6 separate regions of the Mus musculus genome follow, and regions 1, 2, 3, 4 and 6 are each linked to region 5. A link is a loop called in an ENCODE intact Hi-C map of the cell type or tissue named here. Cell type or tissue: left cerebral cortex. All regions are shown on one strand. Region 1 holds the start of Taf1c (TATA-box binding protein associated factor, RNA polymerase I, C). Region 2 overlaps Wfdc1 (WAP four-disulfide core domain 1). Region 3 overlaps Mbtps1 (membrane-bound transcription factor peptidase, site 1). Region 4 holds the start of Meak7 (MTOR associated protein, eak-7 homolog). Region 5 holds the start of Necab2 (N-terminal EF-hand calcium binding protein 2). Region 6 holds the start of Slc38a8 (solute carrier family 38, member 8).

Evidence for each region. A loop is a pair of places that touch in the nucleus more often than their neighbours do. Peaks named below come from ENCODE experiments on the same cell type or tissue, not always from the same donor. Only the 100,000 strongest peaks of a DNase experiment are listed, where the experiment ranks them.
Region 1: a loop joins it to region 5, with 5 times the contacts of the local background. A loop is called at or near these places in 26 of 42 quality-filtered maps.
Region 2: it touches region 5 in a loop (12-fold over the local background); 19 of 42 quality-filtered maps call a loop at or near these places.
Region 3: a loop joins it to region 5, with 2.8 times the contacts of the local background. A loop is called at or near these places in 5 of 42 quality-filtered maps.
Region 4: it touches region 5 in a loop (7-fold over the local background); 7 of 42 quality-filtered maps call a loop at or near these places.
Region 6: it touches region 5 in a loop (3-fold over the local background); 29 of 42 quality-filtered maps call a loop at or near these places.

What each region holds. Positions count from the first base shown.
Region 1 is chr8:119,602,394-119,607,393 of GRCm38, forward strand. Taf1c (TATA-box binding protein associated factor, RNA polymerase I, C) reads right to left here and starts at 2,813. Exons shown (of 15, transcript NM_021441.3): 1 at 2,742-2,813; 2 at 1,847-1,985; 3 at 988-1,072; 4 at 757-854; 5 at 597-686; 6 at 438-511. The coding sequence starts at 1,984. It also overlaps the pseudogene Rps13-ps4. In left cerebral cortex, CTCF peaks have their summits at 2,900 (motif pointing left) and 4,067 (motif pointing left); DNase peaks (open chromatin) are centred at 2,856 and 4,072; H3K4me3 peaks cover 1,394 bases; H3K27ac peaks cover 548 bases.
Region 2 is chr8:119,674,464-119,679,463 of GRCm38, forward strand. Wfdc1 (WAP four-disulfide core domain 1) reads left to right here. Exons shown (of 7, transcript NM_023395.2): 2 at 4,805-4,994. Among named protein-coding and RNA genes, the nearest start is that of Gm32352, 6.0 kb to the left of the region's middle. In left cerebral cortex, CTCF peaks have their summits at 2,128 (motif pointing left), 2,337 and 4,310 (motif pointing left); DNase peaks (open chromatin) are centred at 2,133 and 4,140.
Region 3 is chr8:119,518,060-119,523,059 of GRCm38, forward strand. Mbtps1 (membrane-bound transcription factor peptidase, site 1) reads right to left here. Exons shown (of 23, transcript NM_001167910.1): 15 at 4,420-4,535; 16 at 3,696-3,852; 17 at 2,939-3,063; 18 at 2,213-2,290; 19 at 80-220. Among named protein-coding and RNA genes, the nearest start is that of Slc38a8, 19 kb to the left of the region's middle. In left cerebral cortex, a CTCF peak has its summit at 2,248 (motif pointing left); no DNase peak of the experiment used is centred here.
Region 4 is chr8:119,776,826-119,781,825 of GRCm38, forward strand. Meak7 (MTOR associated protein, eak-7 homolog) reads right to left here and starts at 1,591. Exons shown (of 8, transcript NM_028883.2): 1 at 1,535-1,591. In left cerebral cortex, CTCF peaks have their summits at 2,716 (motif pointing left) and 2,932; DNase peaks (open chromatin) are centred at 1,156, 1,664 and 2,692; H3K4me3 peaks cover 1,539 bases; H3K27ac peaks cover 1,513 bases.
Region 5 is chr8:119,444,034-119,449,033 of GRCm38, forward strand. Osgin1 (oxidative stress induced growth inhibitor 1) reads left to right here. Exons shown (of 6, transcript NM_027950.2): 6 at 924-2,223. The coding sequence ends at 1,872. Necab2 (N-terminal EF-hand calcium binding protein 2) reads left to right here and starts at 2,686. Exons shown (of 13, transcript NM_054095.2): 1 at 2,686-3,231. The coding sequence starts at 3,022. In left cerebral cortex, a CTCF peak has its summit at 2,615 (motif pointing right); a DNase peak (open chromatin) is centred at 2,587; H3K4me3 peaks cover 1,495 bases; H3K27ac peaks cover 351 bases.
Region 6 is chr8:119,499,716-119,504,715 of GRCm38, forward strand. It overlaps Slc38a8 (solute carrier family 38, member 8), which reads right to left and starts at 1,983. Exons shown (of 11, transcript NM_001009950.1): 1 at 1,809-1,983; 2 at 1,286-1,476; 3 at 1-144. The coding sequence starts at 1,474. In left cerebral cortex, no CTCF peak of the experiment used is centred here; no DNase peak of the experiment used is centred here.

The DNA.
Region 1 (5,000 bases), 160 kb after region 5:
TGGACTTGAGGATTCTCAAGATTTTATTTCCAGTCACAAAACGGACCTGGGCCACCCCGTGTGAGTCCCTCAGGATTACACCTATCTGGGAGGGAGTCAGGCCTTTCTTGGGCAATTTGTAAATCTTTTCCTTCACGTCGTCAGACGTCAACTTCAGCCACGTGGGGACGCTACGGCGGTAGGGCAGCGCCGACTGGGACAGGCCCTTCCCGGGAGCGTGCATGCGACCCATGATGGTGGAGGTCTGGCAGCCCACGCCTAAGGTTTACCAATGACCAATCTGCTTTTCCCTTACGCTGCCGGGGATTTTGTGAACTCATGGCTCAGGACTGTGTGGGGCTGGAAAAGCCACTATGACGAAAACCTGGTCAGTGTCCCAGGTCCTTCCACATCTCACGGCAGGCCAGTCCATGGCTGCTCTCTCATTGGCTACTTGCCCCCAGGGTTGGTGTCCGCCGAGGTCCTGAAGCAGCTTCTTCGCGCTGACTATAGTCATCTTTTTCGAGTAGCCCTGCAGGGAAGGGCTGTCAGGTTGGTACCCTTGGGTCTCACCAGGGAGGCGGCTGACCATCCACCCGGTGGTGGCGGCTCCTTACCCGGTTCCCCTCCAATCTGAAGTTCTCCAGCATGAGTCTCCCCAGGGGTGCGAAGGCTATGTCCCCATGGTCCCACAGGAAGCGGCTGAGCTGGAGGGAACAGCTGTGTGAGTCAGCATAGCACAGGCGCTGAGAACCAGTCTCACCCAGGGACACTTACCTGCTCAGTGACATCCAGCACAGCCTGAGACTGGTACTGGTAGCAGTGACCTCCCCGGAAAAGGAAGTCCTGAGCTGTCACACCAGGGTCCCAGGGATCTAAGGGGAGAAGGAGATCAGAGAAGAACCTGAGAAGGAATGGGGACAGGATACCCCTGGAGGTCTGAGGTTCCCCTTGTGCGTGTGATGGCTGAGGTCCTTGGAGGGGGCCCAAAAGGAGAGAGACTCTTACCAGGATCAGGAGGCATCAGGAGGGGGAGGGGTCCTGGCGTCGATGGCTCCCACAGTAGGTTCTTGGCAAAGGACAAGGTCGGATCCTAGGGAAACGGGGCAGCAATAACATGACAGGTGTGCAATCCCTGCCAATTAACTAACTCAGTCCTCGGGACAAATGTGAAAAGGTGGTCACTTCGCTAATGAGGAACCCTGAAGCATGAGGCTGCCGCCCTAGGTGACAGAAGCAACAAACAGGCATGGACTTGAACCCAGGCAACCGACTCCAGAGTCTGAACTGAATTCTAAACTTCATTCACAGCAGCTTTCAAAGGAAGCGCCTAAGTCATGACTGCCTACCCACAACCCAATGAGCTCCAACTTCCTCAGCTATCTCCTCTGAGTCCTGCCATTCAGTGGGCACCCTTGTCCCAAGGACCAAGAACTCCCCTCCCCCAACACCCTCTCTTTGACATGCTCTCCTCAATGTACTCAATACAAGGCTGCTAGAGATGGACCTCCCAAGAGCAGAAATCCTGCCCCTGGCATTCCACTAATTCAGGCAAGTCAAGGCCACACTATAAAAGGTCTGCCCGTTGGTGTACAGTCTCTCACCATAACTGGAAGTCCCTTAGGTGGGGTTGCCTGACTTCCTCATGCTGGGCTCCTGGGCCTGTAAGGACCCCAACACATAAACACCTGCTGAACCCAGGGAGAGGGAGCGAGGAAAGAGGAGCCACAGCCTCTGTTGAGAGACACTGTCTGGACAGCAGGGCAACCGGTGCGCAGCTCAAGTAGCAGCTGCCTAGACCTCTTTTCCCAATAAGTGAGCAAGGAGGAGGAACAGACCAAGGAAAGGACCCTATTTCCATCCTCACCTTGCAGTTCTGTGGCTGGGACCCTGGCAGGGTCAGTGCATCTCTCCAGCTGCACATGAAGGACAGGTCAGGGCCATCAGTCATGCCAAGTGGACCGGCCTTAAACAATGAAGGGCGCAGGGTGCCAGGGAAGTCCATCCTGGAGAGAATGTATCTAACGTTACACACGCCTTCATTAGGAGTCTCAACAGTGCACCAGGGTTCTCAGAACACAGTAGGGGAGACCACTACAAGGTAGCAGATAAAGACCAGACTATGCCTAATGCCAGCGCGTCAGCAGGGCTGCCCAAGGACTGCTCACTCTCTTGAGGGCAGCCAGACAGATATCTCTGCTCACACCTTGGAAGAGGGGCTGGGGAGAAAGTGATCGCAAAAGGCCTCGTGGCAGGTAAAGTGCCAAAGAGATAAGCAACCACAGAATATACAAAGGGGAGAGTGTGGAGGACCAAGTGATGCCGATGAAGGCTGAGCGTTCATCAACGCGCTGCGCATGACAGTAGCAGGCTGACTTTCTTCCACCCCTCTGTGGACATGGGCTGCGTACTATTCCTGCTTCCCCACTGCCAAACACAGGCTTCTCCGAAAATGCCCGTGGGCTGAATAAATGCAGGAACTCTTTAGAAGCAGTAACTGTCAAGTCAGCCCTCATTTTTAGTAAAAATTAAATCTAACATCCGCAATAAGAGCACCAGCAGAGCACTAGTACCCGCTGGACAAGACGTGAAGGCGCTGAATTTAGAGTCTGAACTGAAAACCGGTGTGTAGTAACCACAAGTGTTCCCGGACCGCCCTCCCTCGTGGCCAGCATCTAGGACGAGCCTCAGCGCTGTAATCGACCAGTCTCTATAGCCACGTGGTCTGCCACGTGCTCTCAGCATTCCCGCAACAGCCTCACCTGACCCCGGGGCCGCAAAGGAGCCAGAGTGCCGAACCTCAACGCCGCCACCCACAACTGTTGGAGCAGACTAAACTGTTTTCCGGATCAGGCCGGAAGTTCGCCCGAGAAACAGGAAGTCCCGCCCCCAGATCATCTAACCGAGTCCTCCAGCGCCACCTGCAGAGCTGAGGGCCAATATGCATGGTCGTGGCGCCTAAGCTATGAAATTTCCATCCTATTTCACAAAAGTGTTGAGAAGCTTGAATTGATCCTCTCAACGAACAAGTGAGCACCTCCGATGAGCCACGCACTGTATTTATTACCCACAAGTCCTAGAATCCGCTTCATAGACACCTCTGGGTGCATGTGTGGCTTTAACAGGGGCCAGGAGGGAATATTAGCTTGTCATTCTCAAGCTAATATTCCTTGTGTGTGCACCTGCGAGTTTTGGGGGATCTGTTCAAACTCGCTCGCATGCAGCGAGTCCTGGGCTCTGCCTGTAAGTTGCCTTGGTCCTGACACTATCGCGTAAAACTTAGGACGCGTGGCTCTGCTGACCACTTGCTTTCCATCGCCTGGAGGCTAAGAATATCTTCAGATAGAATCGAGACAAGGAACAGATTCTCCTGCGTCACTGCAACCTACCTACATGACATTCCCGCCAATGTGTTTGACGACTTCTTTGGGTTTGACTTTCCTTTGTCCTGTAATTATCAGAACTTCATAAATCGGTCTTCATGGTGGAGCAAGTTATTCAGGGAGAAAAATCTGTGTTCCTGAGTTTATTAAGGGATCTCTAAAGGAACAGAACTGATTGAATGAGTATGGAATAGAGGAGATTTTATTAGACCGGCTTACAGGCTGTGATCTGCGTAGTTCAATAATAGCTGTCTTATGACAGAAATGGCAAGGAGAATTTGGTACTGTTCCGTCCACGAGGCTGGTTGTCTCAGCAGTTCTGATCTGGTGCTGTAGTCCTGGGCCATTCCTAAAGAGCCGCCGAGCTTCAGTCTCTGTTGGAATCCTAAAGAAATTGATTTGAATACTGAAAGGAAAACTTCAGCAATGCCATAAAATAAATGGTTTTGCCGGTGAGGGTGAGGTCCAGCAGGCACAAATCATGGTTTCTTTTTCCATTTCTTTTATCTGGGCTGCCACCAGAAGGTGATTTAGGATGGCTCTTCCTCCTTCAAATAATCTGATTAAGAAAATCCCTCACAGGGCTGGAGAGATGGCTCAGCGGTTAAGAGCACTGACAGCTCTTCCCAAAGTCCTGAGTTCAAATTCCAGCAACCACATGGTGGCTCACAACCATCTGTAATGGGGTTTGATGCCCTCTACTGGTGCCTCTGAAGACAGCTACAGTGTACTTGCATATAATAAATAAATAAATAATTTTTTTTAAACTTCCTCACAAGTGTGCCCAGCAGTTTGGGTCCCAGTTAATTTCAAATATTCAGTTGACCACCAAAACTAGCCATCATATGGGGGCATGCTCGTTGGTGTCTATTTGGCTCATGCATAACTTTATTACTATTATTATTTTATTGATTTTTTTTTTTGAGACAGGGTTTCTCTATGTGTAGCCCTGGTTGTCCTGGAGTTTGCTCTGTAAAGCAAGTTGGTTTCAAACTCAGAGATCTACCTGTCTCTGCCTCCTGATAATGGGATTAAAGGTGTGTACCCCCATGTCTGACTGTCAGCTGCCTTCTCTGTAAGATGAGGGCTGTGTTTGAGTCAACCTCTTTCCCATTGCTGGGTAATACAGGAATTCCCTGCTTATGGCTTTAGCACCACTGTCTAGCTAGAAATGCACCATTATCCCTGTATCTTGATATCAAGGTACATCAGGGGCTACCTAGAGGTATGTTAAAGCAGTTTGCTGAGCAGTTGGGTGTGGTAACACACATCTTTAATCCCACCCTCAAGAGACACAGAAACAGGCAGATCTCTGTGAGTTTGAGGCCAGCCTGGTCTACAGAGCAAGTTCCAGGACAGCCAGGGCTGTTACACAGAGAAACTCTGTCTCAAAACACAAAAACAAAAACAAAATAAAAAACAGTTTGCCGGGCTGAGTGTCTAATTTAGTGGGTCTGGGGTAACACTGCTGACCCATAGCCCACATAAATGAGAAACACTGCTTTAAAGGATCAATTTGTGTGGGGTGTGGTGGTACAAGCCTTTAGTCCCAATACTTGGGAAACAGAGGCAGCTGGATCTTCCAGTTTGAGGCTAGTCTGGTCTACAGAATGAGTTCAGGGACAGCCAGAGCTACAC
Region 2 (5,000 bases), 230 kb after region 5:
GGCAGCAGTGATCAGTACTGACTGGAGTGGAGCACTGTGGGTCCTGGCATGGGCACCCCACCCGCAAGGCTTTACCATAACCACAGCAACTATGGCTGTTTGCAGGGGAAGAAGACAGAGGTTCAAATTTCCCTATAGAATCAATCCCACTGACCCAAGGTTCAACCCTATACTGGTCTGATTCTTAAACCTGAGCCCTTAATCTCAACTCTGCCTTGACCTGTCTCTCTTGAGTCTGCTTAAAGGTAGACTTTGCTCCTTGGTTCAAGTACCAAGGATATGCAAAGCATCAAGTGGAGGGGACAGCCTGGGTGAAGGGCAGGGCTGATGTGTGTCATAGATATCGGTGGCATCATGGCAGCCTCTGGAATACGGTGGCTCTGGAATATGGGCTGGCCCTGTCTTGTCTATAGAGTGTGGGGTCACACAGAAACAGATAGACACACAAACATACACACAGACATATAGGCAGATACAGGCCCACATATACATACACAGATGCATGCACACACAGACACACATGTGCACACACATGCACATGTACATCTATCAGGGAAAAGGCTGGATGGGGCACTGTGTGTGGGTAGAGAGTACACAAGTGACCAGCTAGGCAGGTGGTAGATGGCTGGCAGGGGACAACAAGGGCATGAGGGTAGGTGCACAAGGAAGACAGGAGGGGAGAAGGGAGGGGGAGGGGCTGAGGGAGCCAGTCCTAGCCTGGCCCTTGGGGCTGCCAAGCCTTTTAACCTGAGCTGGGAAGGGCTGCAGGGTACACCCTGTGTTTCTTTGAGTTTCTCAGATCTCAGGAAGCACCCTTTGTTGAGAGTGTTTCTAAGCGTCCTTTTGCAGGACACAGAGTGCTCTTCAAAACCCTTTAACCGGGGCCCCTGAGATCCCAGTCACCAGTAACGATTTCTTGTCAAGAAGGGGTCTAAGGTGCCTATCTGCTGTCTCCATCCTGAGAAACAGCCTTGCGTTCCCACGGGACAGCAGTGGCCCATCTACAACTGATTTCTCCACAGACCCTGCCTCACTAGGGCTGTCCGTGACCAACTGATGGGACAGGAGGGCCAGAGAGGTCAGAGAGGAGGGTCCTGCTGACCCCTGGGCACCACGGTGTCTGCCCATGGAGCCTACTGTGGAGAAAGCCTGACCCTACCCGGTGGCTCTCAGTCACCCTCTGAAGGGGGCCTGGCATGGCTGTCACGGTGGATCAGGATTAGGGCTGCTGAGGCTGAACAAGACACAGTTCACTTAATCCCCTAGATGCTGAATGTGGAGCAGAGTGTGAGGGGTGACGTCCCATGCTAGCAGTTTCCAAGCAACTGGGGACAGCATATGGATGTGGGAAACAACATTAGGATGCTAAAGACTGAAGACTAAGGGGGTCAGAAGCCCCGCACAGGTCTCCCTCGAGTCTCTGAGGGGAGTGCTAACCTCGGGCCTTCCTCTCTGTATCCACCAAGAGTTACTTAGCAATATCTTCTTCCTCTTATCGTTCATTTCTTTATTCCCGTTATGTGTTTCTGGGAGAAATGCATGTATGTATGCATGTATGTATGTATGTATGTATGTTTGTATGTTTATGGATAGACTATACATAGATGGGGGGGTGGGTGTGTGTATGCGTGTGAGAATAGATGTATGGGTGCCTGGTGGGGACAGAGTTGTTTATAAGTGCATGCAAAGTGCAAGTGTGGGTGCAGGTGTGGGCGTATGTATGGACGCCGGAGGACAAGCTCGGGTATGCCTGGGGCTCTGTTCACCTTGTCTTTTGAGACAGGGAACTCACAAAGTAAGCGAGGCAGGCTTGTCTCTGCCTCCCCAGTACCAGGAACATAAGCACTTCTCAATGGGGCTGGACTTTTTTTTTTTAAGGGTACTGGGACTTGAACTCAGGTTCAAGGCAAGCTCTTTCCTAACGGAGCCCCCTACTTTTCACAAATTGAACGAGCAATCTGTGCAAGCAAGAAGAGACAGGTTCTCTGGGTGAAGCGGGCTGGAGGCGAGAGCCTTCCAACTACACCTGCACCCCAGCTCTTGGACAGGAAACAGAAAGCTACTGACTGCTCTGATAACAACTCTGAAAAAGCCTGAGCGGGACTTATTCCCTGTGACCAGACGCCCTCTGCAGGACATCAGCAGTAGTGCATGGCTACAGGGCAGAGCTGGCTCCTACTCAAGCATTCTGGAGGAGACAGCTCAGTAGACTGTGGATGGGCCAGAGTGAAGCAGAGCTCGCCCAAACAGCTAAAGCACCGTTAATGTTGACTATGGACGTCTGATGCTAACAACCCCCCCTTTTTCTTTAAATAAGCTAAGATGTTTGGCACCAGGGTCTTTGTACCACCCCCAGGTCTTGTTAGACCCTCCCCAGGGCTAAACCTCTCTCATGCAGCTCAGCTGCTTTGAACATTCCACAGATCCCATGATGAAGGTGCACAGCGTCCACAGCTGCTTGCTGCCGGAGCACAGTTCTGGCTCCAGCAAGCACTGTCTCAGCCAGAGCCGTTTTGAACAGCTTGCTTGGCCATCACAAGCCTCAGGGAAGTCCAGTTGTGATTTCAGCTAGGAAGGAAGCACCTGGGAGGTGAGAGAGGACCATGAGCTCAAGATTATTCCTAACGCCACAGCAAGTTCAAGGCCGGCGGGATGCATGAAACCCTGTATATAAAAATGAACTGGGAAAGATCATAAATCTATTTCCAAGTGTGGAGCAGTGTTGCTATCTTGACACATGGCCTTCCCATCTTCATCCCTCCCCAAACATGATGCACATACACACATACACTAAACACGTATGTTCTGATTAATATGTATATACATAGTCAAGACCTGACTGCCTAAGTCACTGTGTGTGTGTGTGTGTGTGTGTGTGTTTGTGTTATGAGACAGGATTTCTCTGTGTAGCTTTGGCTGTCCCAGAACTCACTCTGTAAACCAGGCTGGCCTTGAACTCACAGATCTGCCAGCAAGCCTCCTGAGTGCTGGGATTAAAGGCGTGCAATATATATATATATATGTATATACACACACACATATACATATATGTGTGTGTGTTTGTGCGTGCATGCACGTGCATGGGTATCTTGCTTGTATATCTGCACATGCTGGCACTCACAGAGGTGAAAAGATGGACTCATATCCTTTGGAACTAGAGTTACAGATGGCTGTGAGCTGCCAGGAGGATGCTGGGAACTGTGCTCTTAACCCCTGGGCCATCTCTCCAGCTCCGTGTCACTCCTTGCAGGTAGATAGTCAGATTTTTAAAAAACATTTACTTTTGGGCGTAATAACACACACACACATGTGGAGATGAGAGGAACTGTGTCAGGATCTCTGTCTACCGTGTGGGTCAAACTAATCATAGGCTAGGCAGCCAGCACCTTTACCCTCGAATCCATCTTTTTTTTTTTTTAATTTTCTTCTTTTTTAAAATTAATTAATTAATTTTATATATGTGAGTACACTGTCGCTGTCTTCAGACACACCAGAAGAGGGCATCAAATCCCATTCCAGATGGTTGTGAGCCACCGTGTAGCTGCTGGGAATTGAACTCAGCACCTCTGGAAGAGCAGCAGGTTCTCTTAAACGCTGAGCCATCTCTGCAGTCCCCCACCAGCTGTCTTAGTTAAGGTCACTACTGCTGCGATGAAATACCGTGACCAAAGCCACTTGGAGAGGAAAGGGTTTATTTTGCACACAGTTCCATACAAGGAACGGTTCATCATCCAAAACAGCGAGGGCAGGAACCTGGAGGCAGGAGCTGCTGCAGAGGCCACGGAGGGGTGCTGCTTACAGGATTGCTTTACTCTTAGAATCCAGGACCTCCAGTGCAGGGATGGCACCGCCCACATTGGGCGGGGCCCTCTTCCATCAATCACTAGTTAAGAAAACACTCTACGGAGCTGGCCCACAGCACAGCCCGATCTGGTGGAGGCATTCCCTTAACCAAGGTTTCCTCTCTTCAGGTTACTATATTTTATGTCAAGTCAGATATATACGTGCCCAGTACACCAGCTCTGTCAGTCTGGTGTTTGCCACATCACTTGAAGGAAACATGACAGTGTCCGAGGGTTCAGTCCATAGTTGGCTGGCTCCGTGGCCATGGGCCTTGGCAAGGCAGAACATCCTGGCAGTGGGAATGTGAAGTCGGACAAGGTTGCTTACGTCATGTCAGTGAGGACGCTGGGGACAGGAAGGGACCGAGTATCTCCTTCACAGGCATAGGTGGGCCCATGACGTACTCCCTCCAACAACACCCTCCCCCCTAAAGTTTCCGCCACCCTCCCTGAACAGCGCCACCTTCTGGCCATCAAGTGTTCTACTTGTGAGATGTATCCAAGATGGTGTAAACACGTTCTCTTGTGTATGATGTATGAATTCTCAGAGATCCCGATACATGGATGTACCATAAACAAAACTATGTTCCTATAGAAATGTACACGTACATGTATCTGCATGTTTGTTTACATGTATATACATGTATATGCAGATATATGAAGACAGATGAGAGCTGTCTCATAGCGGGTCATACTTTGCATGCAGACTGCTGTCCAGGCACACACTCCAAAACTGCCTTCCTTCTATAGCTCGCTCCTCCCTCCCTCCCTCCCTCCCTCCCTCCCTCCCTCCCTCCCTCCCTTCCTCTCTCCCTCCCTCTTGAAGCCATCTCTTTGAGGACTCGCAGAGAAAGAGCAAGTCAAACCCAGACCTTCCCCACTCTTTGCCTAGATAACTGTTTTCCCAGGGAGGAGGCTCAGGCTGAAAGCCTAGGTCAACGCCCTTTCACTATGTTCCACAGGCTGAAGAGGTTGCAGCGACAGGCTCCCGGCAGCCCCATGCAGACCGCTGCCCACCACCGCCAAGGACACTGCCCCCGGGTGCCTGTCAGGCCACACGCTGCCAGGCTGACTCTGAGTGCCCACGACACAGGCGCTGCTGCTACAATGGCTGTGCCTATGCCTGCCTGGAGGCGGTGCCACCTCCGCCAGGTAAGC
Region 3 (5,000 bases), 74 kb after region 5:
CTCAGGGCCTCGCATGTCTGAGGCAAACTGCTGTGCCACTGAGCTACAGTCGCAGTCCTCCTATGTGTTCTTTTCTTACCCTTCTGTCTGTGACTGTCATCCAAGCAGTTGGAGTCTCCATACAGCACGATCCGGCCTCCACCTTCAGATGGAATCTGATAAAGCCCCAAAATGGGAACATTTTCCACAACTGCTGTCTCTTGTTTTAAGACCTCCAATCCTGCAGTAAACAATGAGAAGAGCACTGAGTTCTCATGAGGAAATTACTGATTTTCTAGTTGCCACTTAACTGGAAACTGACCTGCCTAAGACTAGCAAAATACAACAGTCAATCAGAACTGTACAAATCCTTAGAACAGGGAAGCAGTATTTTCAGCATTACTAATTTCCATTTTAACAAAATCCAACTCTCACAAAACTGTATTTACAGGAGTAGGACAAGCGTAGTTAACTTTTAAAATGTGTGCCCATCCACATGCCATTTAGATATAAGATGTAAGCACAGGCATTAGCAATAGAACCCCTAAAGTGCCAAGCAGACAGCACACCTTGAAATGCTCGATGAATCGAGATGTAAAAAGGTATTAGTGCCCTGGGCAGTGCTAACAGCGGAGTCACACTGTTTAAGCTAAGGTGCCTTAGCACGAGGGGCCATACAGCCTGAGAATCCAGGAGTGTGCCTGCACATCAGCTCTGAAATGCCTAACCTCTCTGTGGAACAGGAGAGTTAACACGGCAGTAGCCCCACAGCTAGACAAGAGTTTTGATACTTGGTTATCTTTTCTCTCTATCTTGTTCTGTTTGGTGATAGTGGGGCTTGAACCTAGGACTAGCTAAGCACACTGCCACTGAACTGCAGCCCCACCCCTGTCCTGCCTGTCTCTCACACAGGCAGGCATCAAGCTTGTGTTCTCCTGTCCCAGCTGTCTGGAGAGTTAGCACGACAAGCCTCGCTGAGCTTTGAAAGTGAGGTCTTTTCTGCTCTAGCGTAACAAGCCCCACAGTGTCCCACCTCACATCCAAAGACGTCCAGGTTTACGTCAAGCAGTCAACGTTTAGATGGCACGACACACAAGATAAAGTATGCATTATTAACTCTGCTTTTGCTACCCCCTTCTCCAAATTACTGAACTGCAGGGGGCAACAAGCAAGCTAGGAGGCCATGGCTCTTAGCCCTGGAAGTGGCAAGCCTGAGATAACAGCATTTAGAAAGGACTAATTTACAGTGAGGGGGGCCAGGAGCTGAGAAGATAAAATTGCCATGTGCTTGAAGAGGCCTCACACAGTTACACTGAGAAATCTACTGTCACATTTTCAATTGTTTTGTAAAAGTGTCTCTCAGTTACAGAAAAATAACCATCTTGATTGATGGTGGTGTGGCTGGTCGCTCTGAAGCCAGGCCATCGGTTTTCAGGAGGAAATGGTCCCACCAGCACATGGTCACCACAGGCTATCTTGTTAGTCTCTTAGAACTTAGCAGAGATATGAGATATGGCTGACAGCTCAGAATCCCAGCTCTGGAGTGACAGTCACAGGAAGAGCTTCCTGTGGTCCAGTCCCACTGCCCTGCACATAACTTTAAAAACCAGAGGCTGTATAGTTTGTTCCCGCTTCTCCCAACTCAGCAGGTCTGGGGACTAAGTGGACTATTTATGGTGAGTTCACCTTCTCAGCCTATACTGGGGCCTGGCCTGGCTTGAGGGATGTTTGCTGTGGGTAAATACAGACAATCAGAAATGCCTCTTGAAAGGGAAGATGGTGTCTTACTCTTTGAATTTTCATCAGGCTAAGAACTCTCAAAATCATTGAGACTATGCCACAGCAGTATGCCTAGCACAGAAGAACCCTTTGACTGTGACTAAGACCATTTTGAGCCCCATCCTGGAGAACTCCCCCTCTTTGGGTAGACTATACACTTATATTCAAATTTTCAGCAAGAATTCGTCTTGCTCATTTGGGATTCCCCCAGAATCCATGCCACAGTCAGTACTATACAAATAATACTGCAGTGAGTTTTACCAGGAACCAGAGAGGATGGAAGGGAAGGCCCATACTGCTAATGGCACTCCTAATGCCACAAAATACACACTGGGAACATAGCAGACACTGCTAAAGCCACACTTAGGAGAAAGTACAGCAGGTAGGGCATATGGGGAGCTGGAGAGGGAGGGGAAGGGCACCAGGCCTGTGAGCAGCAGCACCCTTCCTTTACCTTGGTCCTTGAAAGTCTGTGTGATCACGACGCCATCTTCTGGAAACTTGGCGATGCTGCACCCCGACGCATAGTACACTGGAAGACAGACAGGTGCTCAGCATTAAGGGGTGGAGACGTCCAACACCTGCCTCACTGACCCAACATGCATCTCACACAGGGTCTACACCACTCACTCACGTTTGGACAGTCTTTAACCTGAAGAGACAAACTGCTATTGCCTGTTACATATCAACTACAAGTAATCCTTTCAAACTTCAAGGGAAAAGTGCTAGTAGCATGCGGTTTCTGAAGAAAAAATTTAAAGTACATAAATAAACTTTTTTTGTTTGTTGAAAAGAGTTTCATTATATATCCCAGAGTGGCGTCAAACACCTGTCAGGCTTTGCCTCCCGAGTGCTAGGATTATATGGTCAGTTTATGTTGTGCTAAGGATGGAACTCAGGGCTTTGTGCATGCTAAGTAAATACTTTATCAACTGAGTCACATGTCCAGTTCATTTTTCTACAGTGATGCGAACTGAAGCTAAGTTCTTGCACATGCAAGACAGGTAACTACAGAGGTACAGCCCCGGTCCCTAGTGTGCTATTTAAAATCACTGTAGGTCTTTCTGCACTGCAGCTAACTTTTGAATCCCATCTCTCTGAAACCTAGACTTAAGCATGTAGCCCACACCCTCATCCTTTTGCCACTTGTATGCCTCTACACACAGACATAAAACCTTACTGTCATGGTTTGCCAGGACAAACTCCCCTTCATATAGGCCGTCACTGAACCCCATGTTCCACACAGACAGCAGCTCATTCAGAGCTGGGATGTTCGCTCCTCCGGTGTCTGGCATCCACCACTGCCTATAAAAGTGGCAGAAGGCACAGAGAAGGCAAGAATTAAAATCCTCACATACTTTTCCTCTTTCCTTGACAAAATCCAGTCCACACATACATATAAAAGTGTCAACTTAAACAAGCCGTTTGGTTTGAGAAATATGTAAGCTTACTACTCCAGCCAACTGTCTGCCTCTACACACAGACACACTGAACTTTTCTTTTATGAAATGAAAACTGGCATTTCACTGGCATGCAGTCCAGACAGGCCTAGTCTGGATCTAGGCGGACCAGTGAAGCAGAAGTGAGAAAGGAGGCAAATACGCTAAAGGAAATCCACAACATAAGACGACATTTACAGCGGCACTCCAGCACCCAGCGCCACAGGTCTTAGGTGCACATGAACTTTCTTATGTTTGGTATGAAGGACACAGGACAGAACAGCATGCGACAGAGAGTGAAGAACAGGTGTCTGTGCTCAGGAAGGGAGGACACTGACCCCTTAGTGAGCACTGAGTCTAGAAACCTGTCTCTCTACCAGGAGCTTCTTGTACGGAGAAAAGAGCTTTCTCCACGATCTAGAAAGACAAACCCAAGCTAGGACAGTCACACAATAGCCTGCTGGGGAGCTGTGACACCATACTGCTATGCAAGCGTACCTGGTGTTTTCATCATAAAACTTCACTTTTCTCATAACAGAAGTGTTGTACCAGTCACTGAAGATGACGAGGGAAAGGCCATTGTCCACATCCCTCCTCAGCTTAGCAATCTCCTCAGGGAAGTACTCTTCCTCACTGTCCACCAGCAGCAAAGTGCCTGAGGGAAGCAATGCCACACTCTGATAACTGTCACTCCTAAGTGGCAGAAAACAATTCCACAGTGCCATCTCTCACCAGTGTCCTGCCTCTAGGAGTCTGGCTGGTGCCAGCCTGCACCACTACAGAAGGAGGTAAGCAAGCCACAAGGACCAGCTAACTGTGTCTTTGGCTTTTATATTTGCTCAATATAATATTTTGCATTTACTTTGGAAAAAAGTAGTATATATATATATATATATATATATATACACACACACAGTATTTTTTAAAAACAAAACAAAACAAAAACGGTTGGGCCAGCAAGATAGCTTAGCATATAGTTCCTTCTACCAAACCTGATTTCACTCAGGATCCATAAACGTGCGTGCGCACACCCCCCCCCCCAATCTCTGCCCACAATCAGCTCTATAGTCAGCTGAGCATTCCGACCACTAGTGAGTATGAACACCATGGGAGCCTTGCTCTGCACCTCCGCTTTGACACGGGGACTCCACGCTGCCGTTACTGGCCTATCAGTGGTCATCACGGGAACACTCAAGACCTGGCCAGCAGGGCTGCTGCTCACCATACTGTGTGGCGTCAAAACATGTGAATGGGGCGCCGAGCACCTCCACGAAGTAGCCCATGCTGCGCAGATGCTGGTACATGTCCCTGAAGTTGGTGTGGACGTGGTCGCCATTCCTGAAAAGCAACAAGCACACGGTTCAGACCACCACTCTGCAGGAAAAGACGGGGCACAGGGCTGATCCTCTCCAGGGCTGCATCGCCTGTGTCAGACAAGCTAAAGCATCGATGAGAGAGACCTGTGTGCACGGCACGAGCCATGGTAACATGATGCAGGGATAAGGCTCACAGAGTCCTGAGCAGTACTTAACAGGAGCCACCTGCACGTGACAAGCACTATGGGGCTGCAGAGATGACTGACACACACGATTGCCCGTCGCCCTGTCTTGCTTTCCTTCCGAAACATGTTCACTCTTCCTCTGCACAGCCAGGTCAACTGTCTAAGTGCCTGGCAAAAAAACTTAGAGCCCATCTCCTTGCAACGCCCACCTGACAGGCTCCTGTGCAGGGCCATGGCCTTGCCTGCTGGCTGTCAGTTTCCCCTATTTCCACACCACCTGCCTTTCAGGAAAATCTTAACTC
Region 4 (5,000 bases), 330 kb after region 5:
TAAATGCTAAACACCAAGCCTTGAATGGTAAACAAGCCAGGGGCAGTACAGGACAGGACCAGATGCCAGGACAGAGCCAGAGCTTGGCTGCTCTGTGAGGAAGGCAGGGGGAGGGGAAGGGCAGGTTTGGAGCCCACAGCTCAGGGAGGACTGGGGAGAGACCTTGAGAATATGGCTCTTCACCCTGTACCAGCCCAGCCGCTACAGCTGGAAGGCCGCCTGTCTCCACACAGCTGCAGCAAGAATGATTCTCGGGGGGGCCCATGCTCTCCCTTTAGGCTGCAAGCTCTGTCATGGGGCCAGCAATCTGTCAGCTTCCCGGAGAAAGGTCTTGCATGTGTCAGGGGCAGGTTCTGTCCTCCATGGGGACACCTTGGTCCATGGGGTAGCTTTCCCCTGGCAACTATGTCCACCTTTCTTAGGTGAAGACATCTTTCAGTGACTGTAAGGTCACTTGTAGCAGTGAGTATCAGCCTTGTGACCCAAAAGAGACACTTGCCAAGGATCAAAGCCATTTTTCTTATCAGAAAGCGGGGGTGGGGGGGTGGGGGGGATGTGGAGAGACCCTTTAAAGGTCACCCACAGCCCTGACCATTCTCCACACAGGGCCTATGAGCTCTACAGTCTCAATCCATACACAGGTGGCCATTCCAGACAGTTTTTGTATAACAATGGGCTTTCCCACCTGGGCACAATCAAGGGGAAGCCTTTGCCCGACCAGATCCAAGTCTCCTGAACCCACCAGTGAGCTTCCTTGAACATTCCAGTCTCCGCAACAGTCTATCCTCAACACTCTACTGCCCCTAATAGCTAAACACGTCCTTCCTCCTCCCCCCAACCAGGTGATCCATTTCGGGAGGGGGCCCTCTCCCCAACAGTGAAGTCCCATCACCAAGTCACTAACCCATGGTCTTAAAAGGAGTTTAGCTTGCCGTGCTTTAATAAGCTTGGGTGAATCGTTTAACATCGCCACCTGGTTCTGCTTTCCAGAAACCAAAGACAAACACAGATGGACCCTGGAGAATAAAAAGGGCTCCTTGTGTCACGAAGAATGTGGCGAGCCAGCTCTTTGCAGCCCCAAGCTCCTGGTGGCAGGCTGGAGTGTGCCTCGGACAATTTCCCATGGGGCCTCCAAGAGATCGTGACACACTGTCTGGTTCCTGGGGTCAACACCCCATCAGAACAGCCACACCAAGCCCATGTCCAAGTCCTGGAGCCTACTGGGTCTGCAGCTGGCAGCCCTCCATCTGTCCCAGCCCCCCTCAGGAGTGCAGGCCAGGGCACCTTCCTCGCCTCCCCCTAAATTGGTTTTGAGCTTGCCTCTGAAGGAACTCTATTGGGTTCGTCTCGGAAAACAAGGCAGGCCCACGGATCCCTTCAGAGCCCAGCTTCACCCCATCCCAGGCACTCTCTGCTTCTCTGACAGTAGCCTGAGACAGTAGCTTCCTTGGGGGCTGCTCAGGCCACCCCGAAGGTCTTCCTTCCTTCCTTGAGCTATGCCCAGCCTCGCCCGGGCTCCCTCCCTCCGGCTCACCAGCCTTGGTCTACAGGGACCGAGCTCCTTCCGGTACGTCCTGGGCAGCAAGGTTGCCCGGGTCGCCCAGCCCTTTCCCTAGCAACGGCGCTGACGGACGGTCATGAGCACCAATTGGAAAAGGGCTACTGAGAGGTGGAGCCCGAGTCAGATCTTAACCAATGGGATTGTAGTTCACGGGGAGTGGGCGGAGCCTGGGATCGAAGAACTGAGCCTGTAACAGCGGAACACTTGGGGATGGTTGACAGTTGCTCAGGTTCTGCAAAGGCTGAAGGAGAACTTGGGCTTTAGGAGGTGCTAGGAAGCTGCTGAAGGGCTGGAAGCGGATCAGGGGGTTTAAATGCAGGGAGCGGATAGAAGGGAGCAATGTGGGAGGCTGGGAACAGGGGCACTGTGAACAGAAGGCCTGAGCTGGGACTCGCCCCCCAGAACTAGGGTGGAAAATCTGACCTCCTTACCTCCTGAAGTCCATTGCGTTAGCCAATAGAGCACTTGACACACAGAAGCAGATGCCGGCCGGTCTTGTCCCCAGGAGTGGGATAGCTTGCTATCAGCCCTACCGGGCCTTTTCTGGTGTCGGAGACAGACACAACAGAGGTAGGTCCCAGAATTCTCAGCAGAGACGAACCCACTGTCGCTGCCTGCAAACCCCACCGTCCGAGTGGCACAGAGGAACTCCTCCCAACCCCCCAAAGTAACAGAAGCTGCTGTCTGAAATTGTAGCTGGAAAAATGACACCAGAGGCCGGAGAGGTGGCAGAGTCCTTAAGAACACTTGCTGCTCTAACAGAGGACACAGGTGAACCCACACTTCAGCTCAGGCCTGCTTGTAACTCCAGTTCCAGGGGATCCGACGCCCTCTTCTGGCCTCCAGAGACATTGCACACACGGTGCACATAAAGCAAAACACCACACATTATTATTAGTATTATTAGTATTATTATTTAATTATTGTGACACCAGCCCGGCTGAGTGTAGTGGCATACACCTGTAATCTCAGCACTTCAAGAGGCTTAGACAGGGGCATTGCTGCAAGTTTGTGGCCAGCCTGGTCTACACAGTGAGTTCCAGGCCAGCCTGGGATACAGAGAGTGGAAGTTTTGAAAAGGCGAGTAGAAGAGAGACAGCAAAAGAAAACGGGCAGCTAGCTCCCCCTAGTGGATTGAAGTCACATGTCCACCAGAAGCCATCTGCCTTTCGCTCAGCCAAGCTCCACCTAGCGTTTGTTCCCAACATTCCACGGCCATCTTAACACCAAGACACCTTGAATTGACTTGATCCCCCACCACCACCCTCCTATGAGCCCCTAGGAAAACGACCAGTCAGTGGGCAGAGCCTCGAGCTGAAGTTGGGCTACAAGGGCCATCATGGAGGAGTGAGGCTGAGGCAGCCAGGACAGCCTTTGAGTCCTCCAGGGCATCATGGGTCACCAGTCTGTGACATATGAAAATGTGTCAGGCTCCTTTCCTCCCCTTAGTGCCTACTCCTTCATTCAGTTCCCACCTGGCATGTATAAACTAAGGGGAGAGGGTAGGACGGAGGTGTGGCTGTGGATATATGCTGCAGGTTGGGCGAGTGACATGGAGAGGAGCTGAGGTTCAGGGGCTTCTAGCAAGAAACCAGTTAGGTTATAAAGATCCAATTGGATGTCTAGGGTTGAGAGTTCATCCAAGCATGCTACTTTCCCTGTCACGGCTCAACCACCTTTCCAGGCCTTTCATAATGGGAAGCCAGGGCCCTATGCTGAGTTAGGGTTCAGAGCGGTTAAGTGATTTTCCCAGGAACACACAGCTGGGACAGAGGCAGTCCTGGTGCCAAACTGAGGGCTCTTTCCATTGTAACATGACATGGTGGGTTGGCAGTCATTTCCAGAGAAGGGAATGCTCTGTGGGTTTGGATTTTTGGAGCTCGTAGCTACTGTCACATCATATGCCACAGCATGTATGTCAGAGGACAGCTCGTGGGAGTTGAATCTCTCCTTCCACCTTGTGGGTGCCTGGGATTGAACTCATGTCATCAGACTTGGTGGCAAGCTATTTTACCCACTGAGCCTGACCCTGTGGTTTTTCAGTGTTTGCTGTTGTTCTGAGATGAGGTGTCTCCAAACTTTAAGTCCTGCCACCACCTCCCGGGTGCTGGGATGACAGGCGTTGTTCAGCCTTGCTTCTAGAGGTCCTGTGAGATCTCCCCGCGGTGAGTAGGGGACTCACTCGAAGTGTCAGGAACCTCTGAGAAAGGCATCTGAGAATGGCTCAGTCCTGGGATTCTCCCACTCTGAAGCAGGTAACCCAGCACGGACATCTTTCTGCTGGGCAGAGCCCTGGCAGGAGAATTCTGCTACGTAGGACAAGGATCACAACTCAAGGTATCAGAGCCAGGTGTGAAAACTGTAGGGAGAGGTCTCTTTCCCTGCACCCTCATTCCTGGCCGCTGCCTGCATATGTCTTACTGCTCTGCCCACTGGACCACCCTGCCTGGCCGGCTGCCATCCTAACTCTGTGTCTAGTGGCCAGAGCCACCCTAACAAAACTGTCACCATGACAACCCTCCCTGAAAGACTCTCAAGGCTTCCTTCTGAGGTTCATAAGATGCCCCTCCCCCTTTTTTTCAAACTCACCTGCTATCAAATTTCTAATGTCAGCCAGGGCTGCCCTCCTCCCTTCATGACAGTCAGCCTCAGCTACTGCCTGGAACTCCTCAGCCTTTCCTTGCCCAGCTCCCCCCTTGAGCCAAACAGTCTCACACTGCCTCAGTCAGACCTTCCCATTCCGTGACCCCTGAGCTGTCTTCTGCGTCTCCATTACCTCTGTGACTGTTTGGTCTGGCTGTACTTTCTTATCTATTTCCCATAAAGGCACCTGTCAGCCCTGCCTCTGTCCCCTCAGCAGGTGCCAGCACCTAGCCATCAGGATGTGACCAACTGCTCAAAGTGAGACAGGCACGCCTGCTGCCTAGAGTTAGTCCATGAAGGGACCTTTGCAGTAGGAGCCAAATAGTGAGAGCCCATTGGCTTCAATGGGAAGCCACCAGCCATGTGGAATCTGGGAGCATAAGGCCAGCAGGAGGGGACCAAAGCAGACCATGAGGTCAGAGGCAGAGGGAGACCTGGGCCAGGCTCAGACAGAGCAAAGTTGCATGCTCTCAAAGATGGCTCTGCCTTAATCCCTAGCTCCTATATGCATGTCACCTCCCATAGCCAACGACCTCTGTGGATGGGACTGAGTCCAGGAGTGTGAGTGTTTGCATATGCTCAGCCCTAGGAGTGGCACTATTGGGAGGTGTGGCCTTGTTTGGAGTGGGTGTGGCCTTGCTGGAGGGGGTGTGGCCTTGCTGGAGGAGGAGTGGCCTTGGAGTGGGTGTGGCCTTGTTGGAGTGGATGTGGCCTTGCTGGAGTGTGTGTGTCACTGTGGGCATGGGCTTTAAGACCCTCATCCTAGCTGCCTGGAAGCCAGTCTTCTGCTAGCAGC
Region 5 (5,000 bases):
GGCATCCAATCCCATCACAGATGATTATGAGCCACCACGTGGTTGCTGGGATTTGAACTCAGGACCTCTGGAAGAGCAGTCAGTGCTCTTCTCTCCAACCCTGGGGGAGGGGGTAATTTTAAGTCCACACTTCAATCAGAACGTGGTTCACAGGGTTCGGGATTTAGCTCAGTGGCGGAGCACTTGCCAAGCAAGAGCAAGGCCCTGGGTTCAGTTCTCACCACGCGGGAAGGGAAGGGTGGGGGCGGGGTGAGGGTGTGACCCACACAGGAAAGAGTAGGGGAGCCCTGAGTGCCTCTGAGGAGTACCTGCAGGTCACTTGTGGGCAGGTTCTGAGGCCGCTATCCAGCGCCCACTCCCTCTGTTCCTCCCTCCCTCTCCTCCAGGACAGCCCTGCGCTTAGCTCTGGCTGTAGAGCCCTCAACCTCATTGTCAGCTTCATAGATGTGAGCTATTACAACATTTCCTTAGATCTGCTGAGTTTTTTGTTATTGTTGTTTTGTTTGTTTTTAGTTTTTGACGCAGGGTCTTAGCATTCGAGGCTGGCCTTAAACTGGTGGTCCTCCTGCCTCAGTCTCCCGAGTGCAGGTAGTCACCAGCTTTCAGACTGTTATTGCCCATTGAGGGTAATGATGTGGCCAGCCCAGACATGTCACCCCATGGTCAAGTTCCAGTCTAGGTGCTTGGCTTGTACCCAACACTGTACGATCTCCCAAGACCCTCATGGGATGTTGCCAATACACTCACACATAGGGAAACTGAGGCACAGGGGGTTTCAGGCTTTGGATGGTACCCTTGTTAGTTCTGCTTTACATGGGAGACACCCAAGCCTCCCCTCAGCAGGGCATGCCGTCACACTGGCCAGTGCCTACTACCATGCCTGTCTCTGATACCCAGCCCCTCCACGTCTGCTTCCTCTTTAGAGGTCTCCGCAACAGCAGAGCCACAGCCGGTGACATCGCCCACTACTACCGGGACTACGTGATCAAGAAAGGCCTAAGTCACAACTTTGTGTCTGGTGCCGTGGTCACTGCCGTGGAGTGGGCTAAGTCCGAGCATGGCAGTCCCGAGGTCCAGGCATCCAGTCCCCTCTTCCAAGTGAATGGCTACTTGACTACCAAGGACCACGGCCACCAGCCCTTCTCACTGCGGGCCCGTAATGTGGTCCTGGCCACAGGCACCTTTGACAGCCCAGCCATGCTAGGCATCCCAGGAGAGACCCTGCCCTTTGTCCACCACGACCTGTCAGCCCTGGAGGCAGCCCTTCGGGCAGGCACTGTGAACCCAACCTCAGACCCGGTGCTGATTGTGGGAGCAGGGCTATCTGCAGCCGATGCTGTCCTCTTTGCCCGTCACTACAACATCCAGGTGATCCATGCTTTCCGCCGGTCCGTGCATGACCCCGGCCTGGTATTCAACCAGCTGCCCAAGATGCTATACCCTGAGTACCACAAAGTGCAGCAGATGATGCGCGATCAGTCCATCTTGTCTCCTAGCCCCTATGAGGGCTACCGCAGCCTCCCTGAGCACCAGCCACTGCTCTTCAAAGAGGACCACCAAGCAGTGTTCCAGGACCCACAGGGGGGCCAGCAGCTCTTTGGGGTCTCCATGGTGCTGGTCCTCATTGGCTCCCACCCCGACCTCTCCTACCTCCCCAGGGCAGGTGCTGACTTGGTCATAGACCCAGATCAGCCACTGAGTCCCAAGAGGAACCCCATTGACGTGGACCCCTTCACCCATGAGAGCACTCACCAGGAGGGCCTGTATGCCCTGGGGCCGTTGGCTGGGGACAACTTTGTGAGATTTGTCCAGGGCGGGGCCCTGGCTGCTGCCAGCTCCCTGCTGAAGAAGGAGACCAGGAAGCCACCTTAACATTAGCCTGGCACCCTGACACCCAGGCCCTGAAGAGGAAGAGGGCTTATCACAGCCCAGCGGGACGTGAGCCCATCTAAAGATTTCCCATTTGGGAACCAGTCTCCCCAGCAGAAGGGGAAGACTTGAGCCATGTGGATGGACTATCTGCCCCAGAGGCATGGGGAACACAGGCTGCCCTACCCTCAGGCGAGATGAGGCCCCAGGTGGGAGCAGTAGCCATAGACCAGGGGGCCCCCTTGAAACTGTCAGTGTGTGCTGGAGTCACAGGGCCAGCTGAGTGTCCAACTTGGAGGGCCCCAGGCCCAACTTTTCACCATCAGATCTGTAATAAAACCAGCTGTGCCTCCACTGTGCCTGAGGAGTCTGTGCTTGGGAAGTGGCTAGGCAAATAGACCGCGCACTGGGCCCCTGGGTAAAGCCCGCAGCTCCAGGAGAACAAGCGATAGGGCCCCAGAGTGGAGCATCCATAGGCACAGGGCTAGACTCTATGGAGTCTGGGTCAGGAATGAGGCTTCCAGAAGCCTGATGCAGCCCTGTCCACTCTGTCCCCTGGTCTGCCCATTTGAGTCTCACCTCCCGCCTCAGGGCCTTTGAGCAGGCTGGTGTCCAGTCCCGGGACCCCTATTCAGGTGTCTTGAGTCTGAGTCACTTGCACAAGTCTGCGTCTTGCTCTACCTTCTGGGCAACTAGCGCCCGCGGGTGGAGGAGGGGAGGAAGGGACTCGGGGAGAATCATCCGGCAGAGGGCGCTCGGGGCTCACCGGACACCAGTACCAAGGGGGGAGGGGACCGGGGGTCAGCGAGACCCTGGCGGGGACGGGGGCACAATCCCGGGGCCCCCACCCTCCTCCACACCCGCCCTAAGTTCTGCGTGAACGAAGCCATCCCCCTCGGGGGCCGTGCCAGGGTCCGGTCGCTGGGCCCCGCGTCCCCGCGGGCAGTCCCCTGCCTCCGCTCTTGGCCGGCGGGGTGGGGGTGGCGGGCGCGGAGCACGTGGCTCGGGGTCCGGGTAGCCCCCCCACCCCCGGCACTGGCGGTCCCCGCGGTGTCCGGGCCGCGGGGCCGGCGGCGGGAGCGGCGTGCGCGGGCGGGCGGGCGCGGGCAGGGGGCGCGCGGGGGCGCGGCCGGGCGGGGGTCGGCGGGCGAGATGTGCGAGCGGGCGGCGCGCCTGTGCAGGGCCGGCGCGCACAGGCTGCTCCGGGAGCCGCCGCCGCAGGGCCGCGCGCTGGGCGGGCTGCTGCGCTGGGTGGGCGCCAGGATGGGGGAACCCCGTGCACCGCTCGTCCCCGACATCCCCTCCGCGGACCCCGGCCCCGGGCCCGCCGCATCGCGAGGGGGCACAGCCGTCATCCTGGACGTGAGTACGCGCGGGACCCTCCGCCCAGCGCGGCTGGGTGCCAGTCCACACCCGGGACCTAAGGACCCTCTCCACCATTCGCTCCCTGCCTGTTCCCGCATCCCCGCATCCTATTGCTGAGACCCTCCTTGGCGCGGGGACCCCGAGCGCAAGCCCCAACTCTCACTGCCGCTGAGACGCCTGTCCCCCAACCCAGACCTCAAGATCCTCTCCATTCCTCCCTCCACTTTATCTCATCTCCACATCCCATAGCTGGGACCTCTTCTTCCCGCAGGGACACCCCCGTCCAAGACCCCAACTCCACCCGGACCGTATTACCCTCACTTCCATCCTCTTCTTCCGCTTCCTTGCATCCCCATATCTCATAGCCTGGGACCCTCCTCCGCGTGGGGATCTCCAGAGCGAGCCCTCCCACCACCCCATCGCGGCTGAGGCTTGGGTCCGCACCCACCGAGGACCCTCTCCTCAGTCGCCCCCCTCCACGTTCCCGCTTCCACTAATTACATAGCACGGACCCACGCTACTCCCCTTCCATCGTGGCTGGGGCACCGGTCCCCACTGGAACCGCACGACCCTCTACATCTCCTCCTTCACATTCCCGCATCCCCGCATCCGATAGCCCAGTCCCCGAGAACTGCTGTAAGTCTGGCCGCTATTCCCCTCTTCAGGTCCTAACCAAACCATCACTTGAGTCCCTACGATAGGGACAAGAACTGGGCACTGCTAGCCCCCTCCTCTCTATCCTGGATTCTTCCCTGCACTTCCCCACACACAGCCCGGAACCACCACTGTTCTCTTCTCTGCGGATGTAGATGAGCCCCCGTGCTGTGCCGCTTTGCGAGTGAAGCCCCTTCCCCAGCTCCTCTCTTTCCATAGAATCAGAATCATTGCCTGGACCTAGGCGTCCTCACCCCCCCCCCCAGCTCCACCCTGAGCAACTGTCCTCCTTCACTGTCTTCCTGTCCTCACTCTTGGACCCCAGACTCACTCCTCATCCCACCTCGTGCCTCATGCACCACACCGCTCTCCCCACCCCAGCCCTGCAGAGTGGGGTGGCATATAGGCAGGAAAGAGTTGGTGGTCCGTGGAGGGGCTTCTGGGGGATGGGACTGGTCCTGGGGGGGGTGCCTGTACATGTTATGGGGTTCTGAGAGAATCGGGGTATTTTTGAGTGTGTTCATGAGTTCATGTGTGTGTGTGTGTGTGTGTGTGTGTGTGCACACGCACGCGCGCGCCCACGCATGCCAGTGGGTGCCACATACCCCTACAAGTGTCAGGGGACTGGAAACCCTATTCCCCACTTGGCTTCCCTTGCTAGATCTCAGAACCTGTGGGTGTGTCTGAGCAGGAGGGCTTTGGAAATGGGTGTTCTAGTGCCTCTGGGAACAAGCAAGAGATGCCTGTACACACAGATGTGCACACACAGAGATGTGCACACACAGGGCAGGAGGATCCAGAGTCCAGAGTAGAGGTGGCTACTTGCCCTCTTTCAGGGAAGCCCTGTTCAGCCCCTTGCCCTCGACACTTGGCGCTGTGTGCTGTCTGAGCCTCTTTCCTCCCCTGTGAGGTGGGATACAGAGTAGAAGGAAAGTGTCACTCATGCTGGCTCCGGGAGCCAATTTACCTGATGTCATATGGGGCCACATCAACCTAGTCATTTCGACACCTTGGTTTCTTGAGGGCCAAGGGGTACCCAGAGAGCGCACAGCTCCCTTGCCCTGTTTCTGTGGGCTGCAGGTAAGCAGAGCCATCTGTCTTTTGACTCACGG
Region 6 (5,000 bases), 56 kb after region 5:
GTTGGTCAGGAAGCAGATCTCACACAGCTTCCCCATGGCGGGGCCACATAGCTCCCGGACCACACCCTGGTAGGTGGTCTGGCCACTGACAGATGCTGCGTAGCCCAGGATGACCAGGCCGCTGATCAGGAAGACCAAAGATACCTGCAGAGGGAACCATGGGCCTGCACATCAGAGGAGTAACTCAGGCCAGTGGCCCAAGAGTGCCCTCCATGAAGGTTCTGCAAAGGGCTGTGGCTGAGCTCTGCCCAAGAGCTTCAGCGGAGGAAGGCGCCACCAGCTGTTCTGAGTTAGGGAACCTGACAGCTCTGCCCCATGGGACAGAAGAAATTTCACAAAGCCAGAGAGTTGAAATGCTCTCCTGTTCTCTTGAGAGGCAAAGCTAGGCATGTGGGGGCAGAACAAGAACATCTGGCTCAGAACCTCAGGCCAGCCTGTGTGGTGTGAAACCCTGCTGTTTGGCCTATGCAATGGTGACAGGCCCACCTACACACTTACCTACCTCTCATGGGTGCTGGGGTCTGGTGCACTCAGTTGCAGGCTCTGGGTGAGTTGTCTCTGAGAAGGGCGGGGTTGGTGGTTTGTGGGGGTGGGGCTCTTTATTGGGTCTTCCAGGGCTCTCTCCATCATTTATTATGAACAATTTTCACACATACATTGAGTTAGACTACTGCCCCGAACCCACAATTCACCCCAGATCCCACAAACAGGCCCCTGTGCTCTCTTTCCTGTCTGCCTTGCCCAGACACTCTTGGCAGCCAGGGTACATGAGTGGCCCACAGGGAATTGCTAATTTCCCAGGATGCGTTGGGGGCCCACTGTTAAGAGCTCAGTATCCTATACACTCCTCCCTCAAGGACTAAACGTAGAAGGGCCTCTGCTGCCTCAGGACATCTGTCCCAAGACGAGCCCCTTGGAACACAGTCCCACCCCACCCCTGGAAGTTCCACATCTAATACTGCCCTGGTCCTGTATCAGGAGGTACAACCGTGTGCACCTACAGCTTGTGGCTCTTTTTCCTGGTAATCCTTCAGGGCATGCATGATGGCTCTCATCCTATCCCTAAAAGCCCGTGGAGACTGGTAGACAGTTCTTGCACGTAACCCACTTAAAGTGGGACATACCTCCCAGGTAATGAGGCTCAGGAATAAGATCTTACGCTAGCACACACAGGACAGCCAGCTCTGCAGAAGCAAGGATAAGGATCCTACCAGGGAGAGCCAGAGCCATCTCCCACCTGCCCCCCCCCCCGCCCTGCCCCCGCCCCGACACCTCTGTGACTCACCAGGGCCACCAGGAAGGTGGGCAGCATGCCTCCTGCCTTGTAGAAGGCCCAGGGGAAGTTGAGCAGGCCGGCGCCCAGAGCGGACTTCAAGAGGATGAACACGGCGCCCAGTGAGGACAGAGTGGGATGGGTGGCAGCAGGGAGGGGCTTCTCCAGAGGGCCTCTGCTCCCTCTGGGCTGCCCTTCCATGGCTGGGGCAGCAGAGAAGGAGGGCTAGCATCGGACCTTCCTTTCTGAGCCTTTAAACTCAAAGTCTCAAGATCAGCATGAGACAGGCCAACAATGGTACTCCTCACCCCCCCCTACCCCCATCCTCTTGCATTTCTTCTCCTCTTCCAAAGCCAGCCATGCTCATCACACGTCTCTCTCCTGTCCTCCCTCTCACCCACGACCTTATTTCTCCTTCCCATTTCCATCTGAAGCCCTGGCTTCCTCTCCTGGTGGAGAGTTTCTCCCCAGCTCTCCCACCCACAACTGTGCTTCCAAATTCAGCTCCCACAGTGCCCTGAGCCCTAATCCTTACCAAACCCAGTAAGGTGTCCCACAGGCCCTGGGCCAGCAGATTCAAATTTAGGCTTCCTCTTAGTGCTTCGGCCACACTGTTGCAGTCATGAGAGGCAGGTGGAGGTAGAGTCTTCCTCCACAGGTCTGGGCTCCTGAGACTTTCATTAGGGGGCCCTAAGGGCATTTGTTGGGTTTAATATCCAAGTCTGAGGGACAAAGACAGAGAAGTCCCAAGAGCTTGCAATTTGGGGGGGGGGGGGAGGGGTTTGACCTGATCAGGATGTCTTTATTCCTGTGATCGGCAAAAGCCCCTCCTTGGGGTGTGGCTTTCTCAGCTGCTCGGTGGGCAGAGCTCAGCTGGAATCAATCTAGGCCCTCAGAAACCGACCCCACCCACCGCAGACCCCGGGGTCAGTTTGTTCAGAGCCCCTGGTCTTGGGGAGGGTCATGGAAGAAGGCTAAGTCAACTATCATTATTGGCTGTCACTGGTTGGCAGTATGTGTCTCTGAAGCCCATCTGTGGAAGGACCCCTGGTGGGTCCTCTCACTCCCTGCCTCTCACAGGGCCAGTGGTGGGGGCTCCTCAAACCAACCCCATGCCTCAGCTGTGCCTGGGACCTTGTTGAAAGGTGGGCTGATTGCCTGCCCATTGGGGAAGCCCAAGGTTCTTGATTGTTAACAAGCTCCAGGCAGGAGCCACACTGTGTAGAAACCTGGATGCTCTCTGAAGCAGTGTGGCTGCCAAGTTGGCAGAAGTCAAACCCCTGTGCTAGAGGTCAAGATGTCAGGATCAACCTGGCATTTTCATCGGCCTGTTGCCAGAAGGCTGACCTCAACTCGCTTCTTGGGAATCCCCTGGAGGACTCCTGCAGACAAGTAGCTGGTCCATCCCTGGAATTTCTGCCTCGGTGGGCCTGGGATGGGGACCGAGAACTTGCCTGTCTCATGTGTTTCCTGCTGCTGGCCCAGGGACCCTGCTGAGAAGTGCTTTCTATCAAACATGCCCAGAGCCCCACCCCATCCAATCAGCCTGCCAGGGACACCCCCAAAGCGCCGTTTCCTCCTGCGTTTCTAGCACCTCCACCCTGGCTTGGTGACCTTCTTGAGACTCCACAGCTGGGGCTCGCTAAACGCCCGACGGGACCTCAGCATGGATGCCTGAGAAGACTGTGATCCCACCGGCCCCCTGCCCTGTGCTGACATGAGGCAGCACGAAGGAGAGAGAGCGCAGGAAGGAAGGAGGGAGGAAGGGTGAAGAAAGGAAGGAAGAAAGGGAGGGAGGGAAGGAGGGGTGGACTCCAGAAAGAACAGGAAAACCACTTTCACAGGTCTCCCCCTTATGAAAGCTCCTAGCTAAATCCCACAAGCTTGGTGACTTGAAACATCAGGGATCTCTCTCTCTCTCTCTCTCTCTCTCTCTCTCTCTCTCTCTCTCTCTCTCTCTCGACCCAGGTCTGAGGTCAGTCTGTGACAGGGCCGTCCTCCCTTCAGAAGGGTCTGGGGAAATGTTTCCTCTGGCCTCCCCATGGGTTTTCACCCACTGGCCTGGAGTCTGGTGTTCCCTGGCCCTGCTGAGCTGAGTAAGGCCTTTCAACTCCACGTCCTCCTCACTAGAGTGAGGCTATGAAATCTGGGCCAGGTAGAGATGGATGCTACAGGAGGAGGAGTGGGAAGTAGGGCAGGGAGAGGGACGGGCCACACACAATAGCACTGAGGTGACCCTGTGCACACCTTCCAGGAGCCAGGAGGCTCAACGCCCCAACGCCCCACCTCTGCCGGCACTAATGGGCTCCCAAGGAAAAAGATGAAAAGTGCTTGGCCAGTTAGTGGCTAAAGCTTTGTACTCCTTAATCAGGCTCAGGGGCTCAGGGTACTCCCCAGTCCCTGCCCAGGGTCCCTCATTAGCCGCCCATTAGTGTGCATGACTTAGAAATTGGCCACCGGGCTGTAAAATTCCATGATCTCTTAATTCTTTGGGGCTTTGATATCCACCCCCTGCTGCCCTCCCAGAGAGGTGTGACCTTTCCCAAGCTGTGGAGGGGGGCACCCTGCCGGGCTCCATCTGTAGCTAGGGAAGGGTGGGAGGCCACCCTCTCTCTGCTCAGCCCATTGCAGCCGGGCCCACAGCACAGGGAGGAGAAGGCAGGCGCCCTGGGGATCCTGCAGGTGGTGGCTCACACGCAGGGCACTTGGTCTGCAGCACCCATGCCTTCATGCCACCCTCCTTCATTCTGCTGGCTGTACACCTGTCCCATCAGGGGCTCCCCCACCAAGTATATGATGGGGACTCTCACTGATGCTTGGAAAGTTCTGGATCATGTGAGTAGCTTGTGGGCGTGTCCACCTTATTGGCACCGGGTCTTTGGCTTGACCACCTGTGAAAAGTGTCTCCTGATTGTAGTCATTCATGACTAGCAAGGGAGAGACAACATTGTTAGTAGTCAGTGCTGAAAGCAGAGCGCAGGTCACAGGACATCGCCTAGCCCCACCCCCCACCCCCGGATTTTTTTATACCTCAGCCTCATAGGGAGTCTCTAGAAGCTGCCAGTGCCAGTCCATCAGCACCCCAGGCTACACTGGTTTGATACAGGGCTCCTAACAGCTATCTATGAAAGCCTGATGGGTTGAAAAGGAGGCATGCTACCATGCTGAGGAGTGGGGCTTCCTGGGGCCCCACAGCCTGCAGAGGCGACCCAGTGAATGCTGGTGCCACAGAACTAGGGCTCAGTATCCATGGCAGGTCCCTTAGGCTTTAAGTGGCAGCTCACAGGGATCCTTTGGTAAACCCGTGACATTTTAGGAAATCTAAAAACCAGTGTGGCTGGCTGATGAGGGCACACAAATGGCTCCATCCTAACCTGCAGTCTTTGTGATGCGACTGCACAGGGCCGGAGGGGTCTGCAGATAAGACTCTTGAAATGGAGAAGTGGCCTGGAGTAGTCATGTGACCACAGCAGGAGCCCCTCACGAAGGTCAGGCCTGCTGAAATCCACTTAGATGGGGCCATATGACCCTTATCTGAGATGCTAGCACTCGCTTCTTCCTGCAGGGGCAGAGAGTGGGCAAAGGGTTGACTGGGGCAACTTTGGGGTTCAACAACCATGCTGGGGTGGGAGTCTTGGAGTCACCCATGTTCCCGTAACAAACTCCAATAAGCTCATGGTTCAACAAGCCCTTGGTGTCCTACCCAGGGCATACGGGTGGTTTTGTG